2 separate regions of the Homo sapiens genome follow, and region 1 is linked to region 2. Evidence: read pairs that join two places in POLR2A ChIA-PET (ENCODE). Cell type or tissue: GM12878. All regions are shown on one strand. Each heading gives the region's core, and the rest is flanking DNA. Links, peaks and the distances in the headings are about the cores only.

Region 1 (10,013 bases), core at 2,800-7,799, 66 kb after region 2:
ATTTTAGAAATAAGTTCTGCCATAATTAAATATACTTATTTATGCGTTAGAAGTTCAAGTACCATTTGCAATTCAAAACCCAAAGAATTTTTCAATTAGAAATGATCTTAATGACAAATTATAGCAAAATCAATTATTCCCAATTAATTGAAAAAAATTCCTCTGACAGTACATTTTGCTGCTCTCTTTCAAAATATTTTTAGGGACATCACATCTTGATGGGCATGCCAAGTTCTCTACAGGCTTCCTCTAGATTTCCATATTATCACAGATTCTAAAGACACAAAACTAAAAACACTTGGAAAACAATTTTACAATATAAACCACAAAAACGTAAAAAAAAAAAAAAAAAAAAATTAAGACAGTGGGAGCAGCTTTTAAATAGGAAACTACTGCCTTCAAAAAGTCATCCTTAATATATCACCTGAATCGGGCCGGGCGCAGTGGCTCAAGCCTGTAATCCCAACACTTTGGGAGGCCAACCTAGGTGTATCACCTGAGGTCAGGAGTTCAAGACCAGCCTGGCCAACATGGTGAAACCCCGTCTCTACTAAAAATACAAAAAATTAGCCGGGCATGGTGGCGTGTGCCTACAGTCACAGCTACTCAAGAGGCTGAGGCAGGAGAATCGCTTGAACCCTGGAGGCAGAGGTTGCAGTGGGCCAAGATCGCGCCACTGCACTCCAGCCTGGGGGAAAGAGTGAGACTGTGTCTCAAAAACAAAAACAAAACTCCTGAATCTAATCACAAGGAAGCATTACACATACCCATACGGAGACACATTCTACAAAACAACTGGCTATAAATTTTCCAAAGTATCAAGGTCAGCCGCGCACGGTGGCTCACACCTATAATTCCAGTACTTTGGTAGGCCAAGGTGGGAGGATGGTTGAACCCTCCAGTTTGAGACCAGCCTGGGAAACATAGTGAGAACTCATCTCTATAAAATAAAACAAAAAAATAAGGCAGGAGGATCATTTGAGCCCAGGAGGTGGAGGATGCAACGAGCCATGACAGGACCATTACACTGCTGCCTGGGTGACAGACCAGGACCTTGCCTCAAAAAGAAAAAATCAAGGGGCCAGGCACAGTGGCTGACGCCTGTCATCCCAGCACTTTGGGAGGTCGGGAGTTCGAGACCAGCCTTACCAACATGGAGAAACCCCATCTCTACTAAAAATACAAAATTAGCCAGACATGGTGGCACACGCCTGCAATCCCAGCTACTGGGGAGGCTGAGGCGGGAGAATCACTTGAACCCAGGAGGCAGAGGCTGCGGTGAGCCGAGATTGTGCCATTGCACTCCAGCCTGGGCAACAAGAGCAAAACTCCATCTCAAAAAACAAAGGATCAAGGTCAGATGAGGTCAAGAGAAGACTGAGGAACTGTGCCAGACTGAGGAAGATGAAGGAGACATGACATTTAATGTTTCTGAACTGGATCCTTTCCTATGAAACTACTGGAACAACTGGCATACTTGAATGGAATTTGTTGATTAGATGGTAGCAATGTATCAGTGGTAATCACCCGACTTTGATGAGCGTAATACGGTGATGCAGTAAAATGTATTTGTTTCTAGAAAATACACACCATCGTGGCCGGGCACGGTGGCTCATACCTATAATCCCAGCACTTTGGAGGCCAAGGCAGGCGGATCACTTGAGCTCACAAGTTTGAGACCAGCCTGGGCAATATGGCAAAACCCTGTCTCTACAAAAAATACAAAAATTAGCCAGGCGTGGTGGTATGCACCTGCAGTCCCAACTACTTAGGAGGCTGAGGTGGCAGGATGACTTGAGCCCGGGACGCAGAGGTTGCGGTGAGCCAAGATCACGCCACTGCAGTCCAGCCTAGGCGATAGGACCAGAACTTGTCTCAAAAAAAAAAAGGAAAAAAGAAAATACACACTACAGTATTTAGGGGCAATGAGAGCATCATACCAGCAAGTTATTCTCAAACTGTTCAAAATAAAAAGCTCTTTTGTCCTATGCCTGTAACTTGCAATCCAATAAAATTTCTCTAAAAAGATACACTGATTTTTCATTAACTGAAGTAAAGAATTCTAATGGCCCTAAATTCTGCATCATACTCCTCCAAAGAGATGATGTGATTATCCTTCCACTCTAACATCCTTCCCTGTTATTTGTTGGATAAATGCATGCATGCATGCTAGACAATGGGAATAGAGCAATGACCATAATAGACCTCCTATGGAAGGCACATACCGAACAATCAGACAAATAGCTATATAATTCAAATAATAAATGCTATGAAGGGAAAGTATAGGATGCCACAAAAATAGTTAACAGAGACTCCTAATAGCATGTTTGCTGACAGGAAACAGGTCAGAAAGGAGAAACAGGGGAAAACCACCCTTTTAAAAAAGTTAGGTTAATAAGAACTAAACGAAGAGTGGGCATTAGCTAGGTGATGCATGTCTGTAATAACATATGTCAAGACACTAACATGGGAGAGAACATTTGTTATCCCTGGAAGTTAAAAGTCTAAGAAGAGTTAGGACAAGGCAAAAAATTAAGGCAGGCGCCAGATGCCAGACCTTTAAAGAACCTTTAAATGCCATTAAAAGTAATTTAGGATTTTTTCCCTTGTAGTCACTAATTTTCAAACCTTTTTTATTATTCAACCCTAATTTCAAATCAAGTCTTACAGAGACTCTCAATATATAATATAAACTAAAACAGCACTGTCCTATCTAAAGTGGGTAGAGTGCTTTAGAATTTCACCGACTGAGGCTCCTGTTTACCTAAAATGAGGGCAAAGGCAAAAACAGGCAATTGTTTGAGAGAGAGAAGGCAGTATCACAAATAATACATGTTGGGGATATACTAGCTAGACTTCCAATCAAAAACTAATACAATAAATCAATGACAATCATTCACAGAGCATTTACATACAAAGGAAGTAAACACAATGGAGTGATGAGGGGAAAGGGGAAAACATGGTAAATATAGGAAGTAGCGCTAACAGCAGGAGCAGTACTTCTAAATCCAAATGGCAAGGGGTGGGAGAGATTACAACAATGTGGAACAGAAAGTCACACAGAGAAGACCACCTGGAGGAGGCAGTACCTGTGTCCGGACACTGCCAACCCAAGGTAACCTCACAGCGAAGAAACCAGGGAAATAAATATTCTGAATTGGCCTTTCTCACTGCTTCCAATCTACCTGTTTTCTACACTAGCTGAACTGTGATCCAAGTCACAGATACTGATTGACAAAATCCATACAAGTAAGCCTACCGGGCACAGAACAGGAGAGAAAAAGGAAAGCATAGATCAGGAAGATCAAACAGAAGCTATCTGTCATGCAGGAGTATATATAGAAGTACTAGGAAAAATCAAACCTAGTGTTCTGGGAGCAAGGAAAAGGTTTCCATTAGGCAGAGACAATTAAGACGAAGCCTAAACAATGAGCAAGAGTTAGGCAGAAGAAATAGGGGAGACAGACATTCCAGGCAAAGGGACTAGCACTACAAACATACACTTCCAGAAGAGTAAATAAATTAGGATGTTTGAAGCACAGAATATGAGGGAAAAAAAGGGAAAAGAAGAAAACTAGAGCAGCAAGGGGAAATAAGATCAATCTTTTATACCATGCTTCCCTTCCCTTTACCTTTAGGCTAAAGGCAAAGTTTAAGAATTGACATGACCTCATCTGACAGAAATGGGTGTGGGTTTTTAATAAAAGTAACAGGTACAGGGATTTTTTAATGGCTGAAGTCCATTTGCTCTCCTATTTCTTGGTTAAATAGCTCTTGCCTGGTCATTTCACAAGAATTGCAAGGCAGAGTGGAAATGTAGAGAACAATGCAAACACCAGTAATACTAAATTATTACACAAATTCTAATCTACGTTATCCTTTTCAATTTCCCAAATTTTGACTTTTTCAGGAAACAGGCAGGCAAAAATGTTTAGTGATCACATTAAGTCATCTGTTTAACATTCTGAACCAAATAATTGATAATTGAAATTTTACACTAGAGTGTATCCATTCTGCTTCAAAATGGAGAATCTTTCTAAAAATAAAATTGACATCGTGCCCTATTTGCAAAGAACTACAGATTTTCTAAAGTGACACACTGAAAATTTAAGAGACTTGAGGATCAACTCCTTGCCAGGCCCTATTGAAGATACTAGGGATACAGTGATATACAAAACAGATAAGGTTCCTGTCATCATTAAACTTAACCTCAAAAGAAAGAATAGCCATTAAATAAGTACGCATACAAATAAACATAATTACAAACCTGGTATGTAGTACAAAGGATGAAGTAAAAAAAAATTCTGCTATGTAGTACAAAGGATGAAATAAAAAAAAAAAATTCTATTATATTAAGAACAAATATAATTGATGACTCTGCAAAAGCAATGTCCAGGGAGTGGAAGGAAACAAAGTCAAATACAATAGATCGGCTGGGTGTGGTGGCTCATGTCTGTAATCCCAGCACTTTGGGAGGCTGAGGCAAGCAGATCACCTGGGGTCAGGACTTTGAGACCAGCTTGGCCAACATGGCAAAACCCTGTCTTTACTAAAACTACAAAAATTAGCCAGTCGTCGTGGTGCATGTCTGTAGTCCCAGCTACTTGGGAGGCTGAGGCACAAGAATCTCTTGAACCCGGGAGACAGAGGTTGCAGTGAGCTTAGATCGCACCACTGCACTCCAGCCTGGGTGACAGAGCAAGGCTCTATTTAAAAAAAAAAAAAAAAATCACAATGGATTGAGGCATACATATGTTTGAAGGAAGAAGCTGCCAGGAAACAGCAGATTCAAGAACTTGGTTGTAAACTGACAACAGAGAAAGGCAATATATCAAAAGGCATGGTTAGGAAAACTTAAGATGGGAAGACATACACATGTTAAATGTTTATTCGAAGTGGGAACACAAGAGAGATTGAATATAAGAGAAAAAAGGGATGACAGATATGATGACTAATAATGCCAACACTATGTAAAGGTAAATGCTTTATAAGCAATTCCTTATTTAATCTCCAAGGTTAGCACTATTGTCCAAATTCTGCATATGAGATAACTAAACTCAAAAAGGTAGGTAGGAAAAATCACACAGTGACAGAACATGGCTTCAAACACAGGTCTTTATGACTCCAAAATACACCACACTGTCTTATTCTTTCCATATCCTTATCAAACTATGTAAATGCCAGTTACTATGTAATAAAGATACAGAGATGAATAAAACATGGTCCTTATCTTTAAAGAGTAAGGTAAGGAACACAAACATATACCCAAAAATCAATGTAAAAGAAGGAATAAGTTAGAAGGTATAAAACAAAGAGAGGGCCAGTAACTCTATCCTGAGCTGATTAGTGAAGACCTCAGACGGTGTTCCTATTAGGCAGAACAGAAACAGGACAAACTGAATTCCAGGTAAGACAAACACATAATTGGAAAAACAAAGACGCACAAATTTACAGCTGTGTCTGCAACACTTCAAGAAGCTGGGCATGGCAGAAATAGGAGAGTTGAAGAGACCACATCAATGAGACTTTTATGCCATGCTATGGTATCTGAACTATAGGAAGTAAAAATCCATTTCCAGACTTTAAAGCAAGATTAGGCTACTGTGAAGACTCAGACTTCAGAGGTCTGAGCAGTAGCCTGGTGAGTGAACGGCTTACAGACAACCAAAAGAACATGAAATTTGGAAGGAGACTCCCAAACTAGCTGTTTATACTCAAGCTCAAGGACAGTTCCAAAGTCACTTTTTATTTAAAAAAAAAAAAAAAAGGTAGTTTTTATTCTAAGGTTAATGAGAACACTCCGTTGTCATATTTTAGGACACAACAAAGAAATGGTTTCACCCACACTTTGTGATCAACAGGGAGGGACTGAAGATTTGCTTCCTTAACCCCACAAATACAGATTATTTGAGGCAGAATGCAGGCTTAGGTGATTCATTTCTCCAAAAAGCATATTGAACAGAAGCAGGATTGCCAGCTGTTTACCCTAAAAGCAAAGAACAGAGTCTCCAATTTCCAAAAGATACTGCCTTTCCTTTGATTCAGGGCATATCACGTCAGTCTGCCATCTGATGGTTCAGGAAGACTGATGCTTATTTCTGCTAAGCATATTGCTCTGACTCAGGAGCTGTGTAATTCCAGCACCCAGCAGATACAAGAAGCAGAGAAGAAGCCAAAGGATACCAGCTACTCCCCTAGCACAACACAATTAGCCTCAGCAATGAAACCAAATCAAAGGAAAATAAGCTATAATTTAGAACTTTAGGTTTTTGCAAATTGATCTCCAGGTACTTTCCTCATTGCAGAAATCATACCCTACATTCTAATCACCCTGAAAAAACCATGCATGTCTTTCTCTAATGCCATTACCTCAGACTGGAATGCATCTATACTCCGTATCAACATGATAAATGAACAGGCTTCCTTTAAGACCCAATTCAACTGTTATTCCTTCAAGCCATGCTGTAAAACCAGCTCATTCAATCTTCATTCTACCCTCCTGATCCTTGCCCCAAGAATATCTGCTTGCACTGCAGAAGCTAAAAAGCTAAAATCAACATTGTCCAGTTGTTCTCACCACCAGGCTTCTGGATACAATTTCTGATCTATCAATAAAATACTTTCATGGGATTTGGAAACTGAAAGTGAAGTGGAGATCTCTTATTACCACTTTACATTTCCTATTGGCAAAGTAAGTCAAGAAATAAGGTTTTTTTCCAAATTGATGCTCCAGTGTCCATTCTCCAACTGTTTGGATGTTTACAGGCAACCGCACTGGAAACAACAGCTGGACTCCAAGTTCAATGCCCAGTCACCAGGTTTGTGGGTGTCAAGAGGCAGTTGAGGCAGCAACAATGGCAGCAGCTTTCTAAGCCATGGCCTGAAACCCTTGCATAACGTTCTTAAACTCAGTAATTCCTGTGGCACCATCAGTGGTTATAGCTTCCCCAGCAGATCAGTTTTTGAGTTCTGGAACTTATTTGTGGAGAGTAAATTTATATTTAAGATAGTTAGAATGGTTTCTATCTCCTGGTCCTTGAATCATATACACCAAACAAGTTAACACCTTACAGGGGAAGCAGCACACCAAGAAGGAAAGAAAATGAGTAATATCAGTGCAAGAGGCTAACAAACTGGTAAGTGCCAGTTAGACCTTAGATACATGAGAAAAACAATGAATTAGACTAGAATCAGTATCCTAAAATTCCCTTTGACTACAAAAAGTTTTAAGTCCCTGAATCCACAAGTTGTCACACATAAGAAATCATCATTTGTCCAACATGCATGTAATTGCAAGTTTTATCTCAATTGATTATCTTTTTTTCTTGAATATTGGCCATGTTTTCATGGTTCTTCCTAAGTATGGTAATTTTAGATTACATTTTATATGTGGTAAATGATACCTTACAGAAACTCTAGATTCTGCTATAGTCCTTTAAAAAATGTTTTGATTTTCAAGGGCAGAAAAATTAAAAAGATAAAGAAGTAGAAAAGAAAAAACAAACAAAAAATGTTTACAGTAGGCCAGGCACAGTGGCTCACGCCTGTAATCCCAGCACTTTTGGAGGCAGAAGGTGGTGGATCGCTTGAGCCCGGGAATTCGACACAGGTCTGGGCAACATGGTGAAACCCCATCTCTACAAAAAATACGAAAAATTAGCCAGGTGTGGTGGTGCATGCCTGTAGTCCCAGCTACTTGGGAGGCTGAGGTGGGAGGAGGAGGCTTCACCTGAGCCTAGGAAGACAAGGCTGCAGTGAACCATAATCACACCACTGCATTCCAGCTTGGGCGACAAGAGTGAGACCCGGCCTCAAAAAAAAAAGTTGATACTAAACTTAGCTTGACTTAAATCGCAAACTTTCTCCTCCAAGATGGGCAGCAGCTGAAATCTTTGTTCAGTTCTTTTATCCTTGGCTGAGTTGCATGCAGTTCGCTCCACACACAGCTCAGCCTGTAATACAGGCAAAGTTTTAACACAAAATTTGGGGCTCTTTCCCTTCAGGTCTCTCTTTCCACTCACTTTCCAGCTGTTGTGGTCACCATGAACTCTGCCCTCTGGGTCACAAGCTATATGCAGTTTCCTAACTGAGTTTTAGCTGTCTAGCATGGTGCAAAACTAGCTACAAAAATAGCAAACCCAGCCGGGCATGGTGGCTCACGTTTGTAATCCCAGCACTTTGGGAGGCCAAGGTGGATGGATCACTTGAGGTCAGGAGTTGGAGGCCAGCCTGGCCAAAATGGTGAAACCCCGCCTCTATTAAAAATACAAAAATTAGCTGGGCGTGGTGGTGCATGACTGTAGTCCCAGCTACTCGGGAGGCTGGGGCAGAAGAATTGCTTGAACCCAGGAGGCAGAGGTTGCAGTGAGCTGAGATCGCACCATTGCACTCCAGCCTGGGCGTCACGAGACTCTGTTCAAAAAAACACAAAAAAGTAGCAAACCAACCAGGGCTATTTCATTTTTAAAAGTGTATAATAACAATCTCTTATCTGTAGTTTCGGTCTGCTATTAGTTGTTCTTCAGGTACTCTTTGTTTTTTATATTTTGTTCAGAGTTTAAGTTATCTGTAAGAAGACTCATTTGATAGGAACTATTCTGTTATTACCACAGGAAGAATGTTTGGTTGGTTTACTCCTGGAACAGAAACTAAATCCATAGCATTGCCCCTATTCTCTATCCTAAAAATAAATAATATTCTGACCCCATAAGGGTGATGGTTCAAGTTTCATTCTTTGTTCACTCAGGGGTGGGATGGCGGGCTGGTGTGTATGCATGTGTTAAAAGAACATAACTGGGTCCCAGCACTTTGGGAGGCGGAGGCAGGTAGATCACCTGAGGTCAGGAGTTCAAGACCAGCCTGGCCAACATGGTGAGACCCCATTTCTGCAAAAAATACAAAAAATTAGCCGGGCATGGTGGCACGTGCCTGTAATCTCAGCTACTCAGGAGGCTGAGGCAGGAGAATCGCTTGAACGCAGGAGGCAGAGGTTGCAGTGAGCCGAGATCATGCCACTGCACTCCAGCCTGGGTGACAAAATGAGACCCCGTCTCAACAACAACAACAAAAAAGGTAACTGGGAGATGGAACAGTCTGGGTTATTCTAACTATGGATTTCACAGATTAATAAATTGTTTTTAAAAGATTCCAGAAGAAAGGGGGAGGGGACAGGGAGGGGAGGCAGACAGACAAAGCAAAGGAGTAGGGGAGAAGGGGGAAAGGTAATAAAGGACGGGGAGACAGACAGACACAGAAAGAGAAGTACAAAGTATTGCTGCCAATTTTATTGGCCAATAAGGACATTTAAAAAAAACAACTGGCCGGGCACGGTGGCTCACGCCTGTAATCCCAGCACTTTGGGAGGCCGAGGCAGGCGGATCACCTGAGGTCAGGAGTTTGAGACCAGCCTGGCCAACATGGTGAAACCTCGTCTCTACCAAAAATACAAAAATTAGCCGAGCATGGTGGTGGGCGCCTTTAATCCTAGCTACTCGGGAGGCTGAGGCACGAGAATCACTTGAACCCGGGAGGCGGAGGTTGCAGTGAGCCGAGATTGTGCCACTGCACTCCAGACTGGGCGACAGAGTGAGACTTATCTCAAAAAAAAAAAAAAAATTACTAGTCCTCACAGTAATCCCTACACTTTGGGACACCAAGATAGAAGGATCACTTGAACCCAAGAGTTCGAGACCACCCTGGGAAACATAGTGAGACCCCATCTCTACAAAAAGATGAAAAAACCAGCCAAGCACGGTGGCATGCATCTGCAGTCCTAGCTACTCGGGAGGCTGGGTGGGCGGATCCCTTGAGCCAGGGAGTTTGAGGATACAGTGAGCTATGATCACACCATTGCACACCAATCTAGGTGACAGAGCGAGACCCTATGTCCAAATAAATAAATAAATAAAATAAAAATAAAACAAAAATATTACTATAAACTTTCATTTTCACATAAAAAAGGGGGGAAATATTAGAATCAATATATAAGCCTTACCTGACAACAATTCATTAAC
Region 2 (10,013 bases), core at 4,613-9,612:
TGGGATGGGGAAGCAGGACTCTCTGGCATGGTCTTTATGCTACCCCAGGGAAATCTGGGATAGTTGAAATCTGAGCAGTAATGTCCCTTCGCCATGTGTCAGGCAGAAGCTGCCCACTAAATAAGCTCTGTTCAGCATGTGTGGGCACAGAGGGGACAGTGCAGACAGACTGCAGCTTTATGCTTACTTGGACACATTCCTTGACCTCTTGGAGGTTCTATTTTGTTGCCCAGCATAGAAGCAGCACTCCTGTGTTGAAGTGATGAAGAGAACAGTGTCTGGAGCCAGACCATGTGGATGAAATTCAGGTTCCAGCGTGTTGGAGCCATGTAATGCCTGGTACCGTCTGTGTCTCAGTTTCTCGAACTTCATAAGTGACTTAAGATGTGAGAACTCTCAGAACAGTGCCTAGCACATAGTGGACGCTCAGAAATTGTTAGCTTTTATCATCACCAACCACATAATCCATATTTGTGGGATATTGTGAGGTTTAACTCAAATCATACAAAGTGTTCATCATATGTGCTCCACACATTTTAATCCATTAAAATGTTCACTAACAGATTTTTAGGCCGGGCACGGTGGCTCACGCCTGTAATCCCAGCACTTTGGGAGGCTGAGGCAGGCGGATCACCTGAGGTCAGGAGTTCGAGACCAGCCTGAAACCCCGTCTCTACTAAAAATACAAAAATTAGCTGGGCGTGGTGGCATACGGAGGTTGAGGCAGGAGAATCGCTTGAACTTGGGAGGTGGAGATTACAGTGAGCCCAGATCGTGCCGCTGCACTCTAGCCTGGGTGACAGAGAGACTCCGTCTCCAAAAAAAGAAATAGATTTTTAGAAAATCTTTCACTTTTCAGGAAGAAAGCTTATAGTCTCTGTGGCTCTGTGTTGAGGAAACAGCATTAATCTCACTACAGGAGACTGCTTCACTATCAGTTATTTCTACGTGGAAATATCTTGATTCCCAGTATCATTCTGTCCTGAGCCCAGCACATCCCAGGCTGCCCAAATCTTGCCATGCTCTCCTTTGAGCCAAGCTGATCTTAGCTTCTCTCGAAAGTTTCTGAATTGTCCCCCATATGGTCTCCCAGACTCTTCAGTTGAAAAAAGGAGCCCTCCCTGACAGCCCAGGGGTCGGTGCCTGCTCATGGGAAGGTGGTTGCTGTTGAAAGCAGTTATGAGCTTACTGTTCACTCAACTCAGTGGCCACCTGACCCTTTATGGTGCATGCAATTTTACCATGTACTTATGGCCAAGCACTACATAGTCAACAGACCTCATTAAGTTGTCAAAAAGCATTCTCAGGCTGAGGACGTTAGGCAACCTGGCTTTAGTTGGCAGAGGTGCGTGGACACTGCCAAGGCTCCTATTTCTGGTTCCAGTGGATGAGGTGGAGGAGGATTATTTGTAATAATAGCAAACAGCCAGGTGCGGTGGCTCACACCTGATAATCTCAACGCTTTGGGAGGTGGAGGTGGGAGGATCACGAGCCCAGGAGTTTGAGGCCAGCCTAGACAACATGGTGAGACTCCATCTCTATGAAAAAATTAAAAATTAGCTGGGTGTGGTTGCGCGTGCCTGTAGTCCCAGCTACTCAGGAGACTGAGGCGGAAGGAACCCTTGAGCCCAGGAGTTCAAGGTTACAGTGAGCTATGATCGCACCACTGTACCCCAGCCTGGGCAACAGAGTGAGACCCTATTTCTAAAAAGAGATAATAATAGCAAACACACATTGAGTTCTAACCAGGTGCCAGGCAGTATACTGAGGGCTTAAATGCAGCATCATGTCTGTTTCTCACAGCAACCCTACAAGGTAAGTGCTTGTGATTTCTACATTGTACAGATGAGCAAGAGAGATTCAGTAACATGCCGAGGTCTTGTAGAGGGCACAAATGCAGCCCCACAGTCTCACAGCAGAGCCCGCAGCACTGCACCACACTGACGCCTGAGCAAAGTTCACTCCCTGACTGGAGAGCCACAGAGGCACGACCGAAGGTCAGGGGACAGGGTTTCCTAGCATCCGCGAGCCTTACAGAAAGGCAACTGTGCAGTGCTCCAGCTGGCTTTCTCATGGAGAGTCAACAGAGACATTTCCCCTCCAGTAGAACACAGACCGTCTCTCCCCTCCCCCTTGTTGGTTTTACCCAGGCTTTGTTTTCTGAAAATGTGGCTGGGCCTGCTTAACATGCTTAGCAGGGCACTGGGAAATGCACTTCAGTGGCCGGTGCCAGCTAGCTTTTTGGAGTTTTAAAAAGACTTTCAGAAGTCTTATTTCTCCCCCATTGAAAGGAGGGAAAAGGGTTTTTATACAGTTACTTCTTTTGAGAGAAATGTGGAAACAGTGGGACCAGTGAAGTTCCTTCCGATAATGAAAGAGCGATATCTGTGTCTGAAGCAGGAGGCTTGAGATGATTTTTATGGACACACCAAGAAATAACTGCATTCAGAAACAGGTGAAATTCCCAACGATGATGAAAAGAAAGGACTACAGATGGGAAAATTGTGTGTGATTACATTAGTATCTCTTCCTGAAATGAGGGATACATTGATAGAGATGATTAAAGCCAACAGTAATCGGGCTAGCTTGCCGAGTGCTAGAAGTCAGTATTTCACAGATGGGGGTCCGTTTCTTTTGCATGTCAAGAAGGTTTACTTAGCATGTTACCAGCAGAACTAGTCCAGTTGTAGCTCAGTTTTTCCTAAGCAGTGGGAAAGGCTGCTTATCCTGTCTGAAAGCAGGGGTTGGAGAAGGAGAATTTTCTTAGAATTTAACAACACAATCTGAGACTGAAATTCTTGACTGGAAATGCGGTTTTGTACATGCTTGGTGTCCCTCTGATGTCAGCATCTCCTGAGTGTGTATAATCTAGCCCCGCTGCCTCCTATTTTAAGGAATTCCTTCAGCCAGGGGTCAGCTGCTTTGTTGCTGCCTGGAAGCAGCTTATCTCAGAATGCTCTTTCTGTTTCAGGTCTCTGTTCTAGGATGTCCCGACCCAGTGGTGCATGAGATCGCCTATCAGTACGGAAAAAATGTAGGAATAGCTTTTCAGGTTAGTATGCTTTTTATTTGTAAGAATGGTGGCGTAGTGATACAGTCAGCATTCTCCCCTAGTGTGTAATCGTCAAAATAGTAAGAACGATGGCAGCAGTGTTGGCATGGCGGTGCTCCTTACATCCCATTTTTCCTTTTGCCAGCTAATAGATGATGTATTGGACTTCACCTCGTGTTCTGACCAGATGGGCAAACCAACATCAGCTGATCTGAAGCTCGGGTTAGCCACTGGTCCTGTCCTGTTTGCCTGTCAGCAGGTAGGTTTTACAAACTCCCTTTGACACATCACTGCATAGCCCCACAGAACTGATGTCCCGCGGCACAGCTGATGGGAAGATTGCATAAAGGAATAGATGGGAAGGCATTCAGATAAGAGATCACAGGTCTGCATTTGATCCTGGCTGAGTGAGATGTTGGGGCTGGTCATTTCACCTTGCTAAGACTGTTTCCTTATCTGTGAAATTGAGAAGATCACCTTTCTCCCAGGGTGGTTGTGAGGATTAGCTAAGATCCTATTTGAGATCTTTGTGTCTTGTGGTGTGCCATAGGCATTTGAGGTAGCATCGTGATTATTTCCATATATTTTGGCCACTGGCAAAGTGAACGGTTTCTAAGTCTTGATTATAGGACTGGACTTTGGTGGTCCTCAGAGCCCCTTAAAAGGCATAGGAAGCATCAAGGGCCTCCAAGCATAAGAAATTCTCCGGTTCTAGAAGTTTAATGAGACTCTGCTGCTCTGAGAGAGGCTTTAGAACCTCGGCCATTGCCTCAAAATGTCAGGAAGTCAGTGGAGTGCAGTAGACCCACATAGTTCCTTCTTTCTCCGGATTGAGGGACTGAGTCCCCCTTAATGTGAATGAAAGGCTTAGGAAGCTTCAAAGATGTTCCCTCGACTGACAAAGCAGACATTCTCACAGCCTCCTCCAGACCCTGCCACATGGCTTGTGGCTGTACTGAATGTTACTTGAAATAAGTGAGACATTAGCTGGTGTTGGAACATCTCGTTAATAGATTTTCATCTTAGTAGTATTTAATTTGTTATGTTGCAAAGCAGTAAGATGTTCATCACCGTGCCATGAAATTCAACATTAGCTCTTTGGTGTAAAATTATAGTAACTTTTGGTCTTTCAGAGATTTTGCCTCTATTCTGTCTTCACGTTTACAAAGGTCAGTCATGTCCTCCATAAAATTCAGTGATTCCACTGTGATACAGAAACCACGGCCCTTGCTTTTGGTGGGTTTCTGATTGGAGAGAGGAAAGGTCATCTTTCACCCACTATCTAGCATAGCCATTGGCAGCATGATTCTTCCCAGGGGAGGCTGACGTTCTGGGTGGCTGGACCAGGCTACTTTGGCAGCTTGCTAAGGCTATGAATGGAGATGTTGGGGTACTCGGTAGGAACACCCACCCTCATTATTACAAGGCTTCCATCCTCTCAAACTTTGGAGGCTGAGGTAAGAAGTGAAAGGTATGCTGTAAATAGGTCCTCTCTCCCAATGAGGCTTACTTGCCAGCCCAAAATCAAAGAGTATAATACATGTGCCCAGTTTTGACAAAAATTTATAAAACCTCCTTTTGTACATTAAGGCAAGAGTGAGGAACATTTGAGCCATGTAGGTGTTATGCTGGGGATTAGAAAAATGAGGCACTGGCTACCAGTAACCTATATAACTGCGAACATTACTTCTCAGATACTTGTTAGTAAACATGAGTGAAGGAAAGCAAGATGGACTGAGTGTGCTGAAATCCAGCTAGCTTGGTAAAGATTCCTTTACCTAGGCTCAGATTATCAGGATAAAAGGAAAAAGCCTTTTTCCCTGGAGAAGTCTATGAGAAAGTTTTGGTTGCTCTATTTGTAAAAATCTTCAAATTGTTAAGTACTTGTTATGAACCCCAGGATACTAAGTTACCGGTTGAGTCCTACTTAAACCTTAAGGTGACTGGGTGAGAGGAGGCTGGCCTCTTCGGACTGTGTTTCACTCTGAATATATTTCAGAAGAAACTAACTTACTTTCCCCTACACACACAAAGGAGTAATGGCTATCTCTGCTTTCATATATAGTGGGGGAAAGGGGAAATGGACCTCTGCATAGTATCTGTCAGTAATCTACAAGAGACTGAAAAATGCTGGTTAGGCGGTGGCTCATGCCTGTAATCCCAGCACTTTGGGAGGCTGAGGCAGTTGGATTATGAGGTCAGGAGTTCAAGACCAGCCTGACCAATATGGTGGAAACCCCGTCTCTACTAAAAATACAAAAATTAGCCGGGCCTGGTGGTGCATGCCTGTAATCCCAGCTACTCGGGAGGCCAAGGAAGGAGAATCCTTGAACCTGGGAGGCAGAGGTTGCAGTGAGCCGAGACTGCACTCCAGCCTGGGTGACAGAGTGAGACTCCGTCTCAAAAAAAAAAAAAAAAAAAAAAAAAAAAAGGCTGGTTAAAAAAAGCAAGCAAAAGGAAAAAAAAAGATTACTGTACCCGAAGCCATGGTTTTATGTGTGCTTTGCTGGGAAATCCCAGTCATGAGGCACCTACTCATGCTCACCAGACAGCAGTGTTCTCATCTGCCCATAAGGCAGTGAGTTGAAAAGGCACATTGCAGCCTCAGAAAAGGGAACACAGAATGGAGTCCAAGCAGGAAGTGACTCTGGACAGGACTCATTTCAAAAGTAGACTGATGTTTCTGTCTTGTGGCACATGGGCCAGAAGTTAGCCAAGTATGTATTTATAAGTTGCCTTCTAATAAAACAGCAAGGTTAGGCTCTTTTGTGGAATACACTGTAAAACAAGAGATTCTTAGCAAGAAATGTGTCAAAAGATATATGGGACTAAGATTAATTCAGGTAAAAACAAGTTCCAAAAATAACGTAAGAATATGCAATATCTCCACTTAATGAAAATGTGTTTTTAGTTTACAAAGGATTCTTTCATACATTATCTCTAATCTCACAACTCCTCTTTGTGGTAGATATTATGGTGTTTATTCTGCAAGTAAGAAACTGATGCCCAAACCTCGCCAAAATTAAACATCTGGTAAATGGCACAGCAGGGAACTGAACAAGTCTAAGACCAGTATTCATTTTATTACATCATACATAGTGTTATTGCCACTGGTAATGCTGAGAAGTTAGTAGCTATGATACCACACAGGCCTTCCCACAGAGCAGGTAACTAACCCACCTGGGCACTGACGATACTCAAAGAATCATCTCTGTGTCATGTCTTTGCTATTGTAAACAACATACCTACTTGGTGGAGTAGTTCTAAGACGTCTGTAATCCTTTCCCTTTGGTAGGTGAGTTTTGTTTGCTGATGAGATGGTCTTTGAACTTTTCCATTTGTGAACACTGGACCAGGACAAGCATTCTTGGGAAACCACCTTTTCCTTTTTAATTTGGTGTGGTGGGTTGTCTTGGAGTTTACTCCAGCCAGCACTTGACAGAAACTCCCTGTCTTTTGGAATTCCTTTATTTTTAACATCTCTCTTAAGGGGTTTCCTGATAACAGTTGGTTCAGAGGATTTAAAAAGAGTTTTGGGGATTTCTGGAGAAGTCCCAGGGGATGACAGCGTCCTCCCATGTACGTATGTGTACATATTCTCTTTAAGAATAAAAACCTCATGTTAATTGGATTTTGAAAGCTTCAGAAACAAAATGGAAGTGTTTTACTTTCTCTGGTGAAACTTTTTTAATTTTCAAATATCTTTTTTAAAAAAACCAAATCTTTCCTTTCTTCTGCTTCTCTTCCTTATTTGATAAGTCACTAGACCCAAACGTCAGTTGTAGCCACGTTTCCAAATGCCATCACCAGCCCCTGCACCAGCTGCACAGGCCTTATGCTATCGTGGTGACTAGTTGGTGCCTTAGTGTTACCCAGTTTCGTTTGGGTAGACTCATACTCATCACCTTAGCAGTTTAGTTTATGGATGGGTTTCACAGAGTTACAACCCGATTTATCCACAGGTGGTTTTCCTACTCTTAAAAACAGCACCTGAGCAAACAGAATTTTTATTTGTCACTAAATCTGCAGGCAACTGTTCTTCCTGCTGTGTTTCTCTTTTCTTTTCCACATACACATTAAGGGGACTGGGGAGTGCCCGGGGAAGAGTTTGATATTTTGCATATTAAAATTGCACACATGACATGTTTGGAAGGAAGGATGTAGTCACTCAATGCAAATATTTTTTTCAAATTTTGCTTTCTCAATGCTTTTTATAGTAAAAGCATCAGTGAAAACACCCAATCAGCATATCTTACCACACTTGCTGGTACTGTAGAAAAAGCTTATACATCATAAACAAGGTAATGTCACCAGATGCCTACGAGAGAATCACATCAGTGTCAACGATAAAACCTTCTAGATATCCAGTATTGGTATGTGGTATTAAAAAACTAAAACAGGCTGTGTGTAGTGGCTCACGTCCATAATCCCAGCACTCTGGGAGGCCCAGGCGAGAGGATCACTTGAGGCCAGGAGTTTGACACCAGCCTAGGCAACAAGGCAAGACCCCATCTCTATAAAAAATTTAAAAATTGGCCAGGCACGGTGGCTCACGCCTGTAATCCCACTTTGGGAGGCACTTTGGGAGGCCGAGGTGGGCAGATCACGAGGTTAGGAGATCAAGACCATCCTGGCTACGGTAAAACTCCATCTCTACTAAAAATACAAAAAATTAGCTGGGCGTGGTGGCTTGCGCCTGTAGTCCCAAGTACTCGGGAGGCTGAGGCAGAGGAATCATTTGAACCCGGGAGGCGGAGGTTGCAGTCAGCCAAGATCGTGCCACTGCACTCCAGCCTGGATGACAGAGCGAAACTCCATCTCAAAAAAAAAAAAAAAAAATTAAAAAATTAGCCAGGTGCGTGCCTGTAGTCCCAGCTACTCGGGAGGCTGAGGCAGAGGATCACTTGAACCTATAGGAGTTTGAGGCTGCAGTGAGCTACGATTGCACCACTGCACTCCAGCCTGGGCAACAGAACAAGTCTCATAACAAAACTAAAACCTACTTGATTTGGCTTTTTTACCGTAGAAGTTGATTTGGGCTTTCCTGATTTCTAGTAGCTTGTTTTCTTCTTAAAAGACCCAGTAACTAAAGGAAATTACTGGTTTTCATAAGAACTAACCAGTTGCTGGCTCTATAAATTCTGTAAACACATTAGCAGTCTCCACATGTTTAGAGCTTTGTTCTGACACATATTTTGGTCTGAAAAAATTATTTCTTTGTCTGTGATCACTTGGCTGCGGCTTTTCTATGTATGCCCTATTTTTTCTTCTAGGATTACTAATACCATGGTCATGGTTACAGGACAACTTATTTCATCCTTCAGGTTCACTGCCAGGGAAAAACTGGCAGCTGCTGTAAGCACTGACGTGGCCAAAATCAAACACATCTTACCTCTTCCGTGGAGCCATAGACTGTTAGAGCTCAAGGGCTTCCAGTCATGAAGATGAGAAGCCTAAGACCCCAGGGGCTAAGGAAGTCACTCGGCTGTGGCAGCTGGTAGCCAAACCAAGACTAGAGTTCGGATCTAGGAAGTGAAGTGATTTGGTGTCCTGGCTTTTGTATTCTGTTAATGGTGACACTTCTAAATAGTTGCTAAGTATTGTAGAATATCGATTTTACCTTCAGTTCCTTTTTTACCTATTTTTTCTCTCTCTTCTTGCTATCATCTTAATTCAGGTCTTTTTTATAACCTACTCTAGTAACCTGTTTGTTCTGTCTACCTCTGACTCTTAATTCCATGGTTCTCAACCTTGGCGGCACATTAAAAATACCAGGGTGGGCGGGAGGAGGTTGAAAATCTTGGTGCCCAGGCTAAACCCCAAGCCAGTATAACCAAAGTCTCTGGGAACAGGATCTAGGCAACTGTATTTATACCTCCCCAGGCCAGGCGCGGTGGCTCACACCTGTAATCCCAGCACTTGGGGAGGCTGAGGTGGACAGATCACCTGAGGTCAGGAGTTTGAGACCAGCCTGGCCAATATGGCAAAACCCTGTCTCTACTAACAGTACAAAATTAGCCGGGTGTGGTGGCGCACACCTGTAGTCCCAGCTACTCAGGAGGCTGAGGCAGAGAATTGCTTGAACCCGGGAGGCAGAGGTTGTGGTGAGCCGAGGTCGTGCCACTGCACCACTCCAGCCTGTGTGATGGAGCAAGACTCCATCACAGGAGGGGGGGAAAAACAACAAAAAAACAAAAAACACTCCCCAGCTGATCCCAGTATGCAGTCAATGTCATGCACCGCTGCTCAGATCCACTCTACACACTGCTTAAGGCAGAGCTCTGCACATAATGCCCTCTGCTCAGAAACCTCAGTAGCTTTCAGTTGGTAATCAATTTAGAACTTAGAGTAGAATGCCTAATTCCCATCCTCATCCTAGGCCAGTGACTCTCAAAATGTTGGCAGAGACCAGAGATACTGGTGTCACCTGTTAGATGGTGGCATCTGTTAGAAATGCATGCCAAGGCTCCATCCCTACTCAATCAGAAACTGGGGGAGAGGCCCCACAAGCAGTACAGGTGATCCTGATACGATTTAAAGTTTAACAACCATGTTGTTTTTTATTTTTTATTTGAGACGGAGTTTCACTCGTTGTCCAAGGTAGAGTGCAATGGCGCAATCTCGGCTCACTGCAACCTCCACCTCCCCAGGTTCAAGCAATTCTCTTGCCTCAGCCTCCCGAGTAGCTGGGATTACAGGCGTGCACCATCATGCCCGGCTAATTTTTTGTATTTTTAGTAGAAACGGAGTTTCACCATGTTGGCCAGGCTAGTCTCAAACTCCTGACCTCAGGTGATCCGCCCACCTCGGCCTCCCAGAGTGCTGGGATTACAGGCGTGTGCCACCACGCCTGGCCAGAACCATGTTGTTTTAAAGATGTACTTTATTCCTCCTGCCTCTCTTAACTCAGTGTTGGACTAGGATAAAACATCAGAATAAACAAGGACTAATGTCTTCTCCT

Evidence for each region. Peaks named below come from ENCODE experiments on the same cell type or tissue, not always from the same donor. Only the 100,000 strongest peaks of a DNase experiment are listed, where the experiment ranks them.
Region 1: POLR2A ChIA-PET joins it to region 2 with 6 read pairs; 3 of 35 experiments call an interaction of 5 or more read pairs at or near these places.

Annotation. Positions count from the first base shown.
Region 1 is chr10:26,799,670-26,809,682 of GRCh38, forward strand. All of the region lies in intron 2 of ABI1 (abl interactor 1), which reads right to left. Among named protein-coding and RNA genes, the nearest start is that of ABI1, 56 kb to the right of the region's middle. In GM12878, for the core only: no CTCF peak of the experiment used is centred there; no DNase peak of the experiment used is centred there; H3K4me3 peaks cover 950 bases; H3K27ac peaks cover 2,095 bases.
Region 2 is chr10:26,732,269-26,742,281 of GRCh38, forward strand. PDSS1 (decaprenyl diphosphate synthase subunit 1) reads left to right here. Exons shown (of 12, transcript NM_014317.5): 9 at 2,972-3,052; 10 at 3,198-3,311. Among named protein-coding and RNA genes, the nearest start is that of PDSS1, 40 kb to the left of the region's middle. In GM12878, for the core only: no CTCF peak of the experiment used is centred there; DNase peaks (open chromatin) are centred at 5,093, 5,643, 7,103 and 8,132; H3K4me3 peaks cover 738 bases; H3K27ac peaks cover 4,694 bases.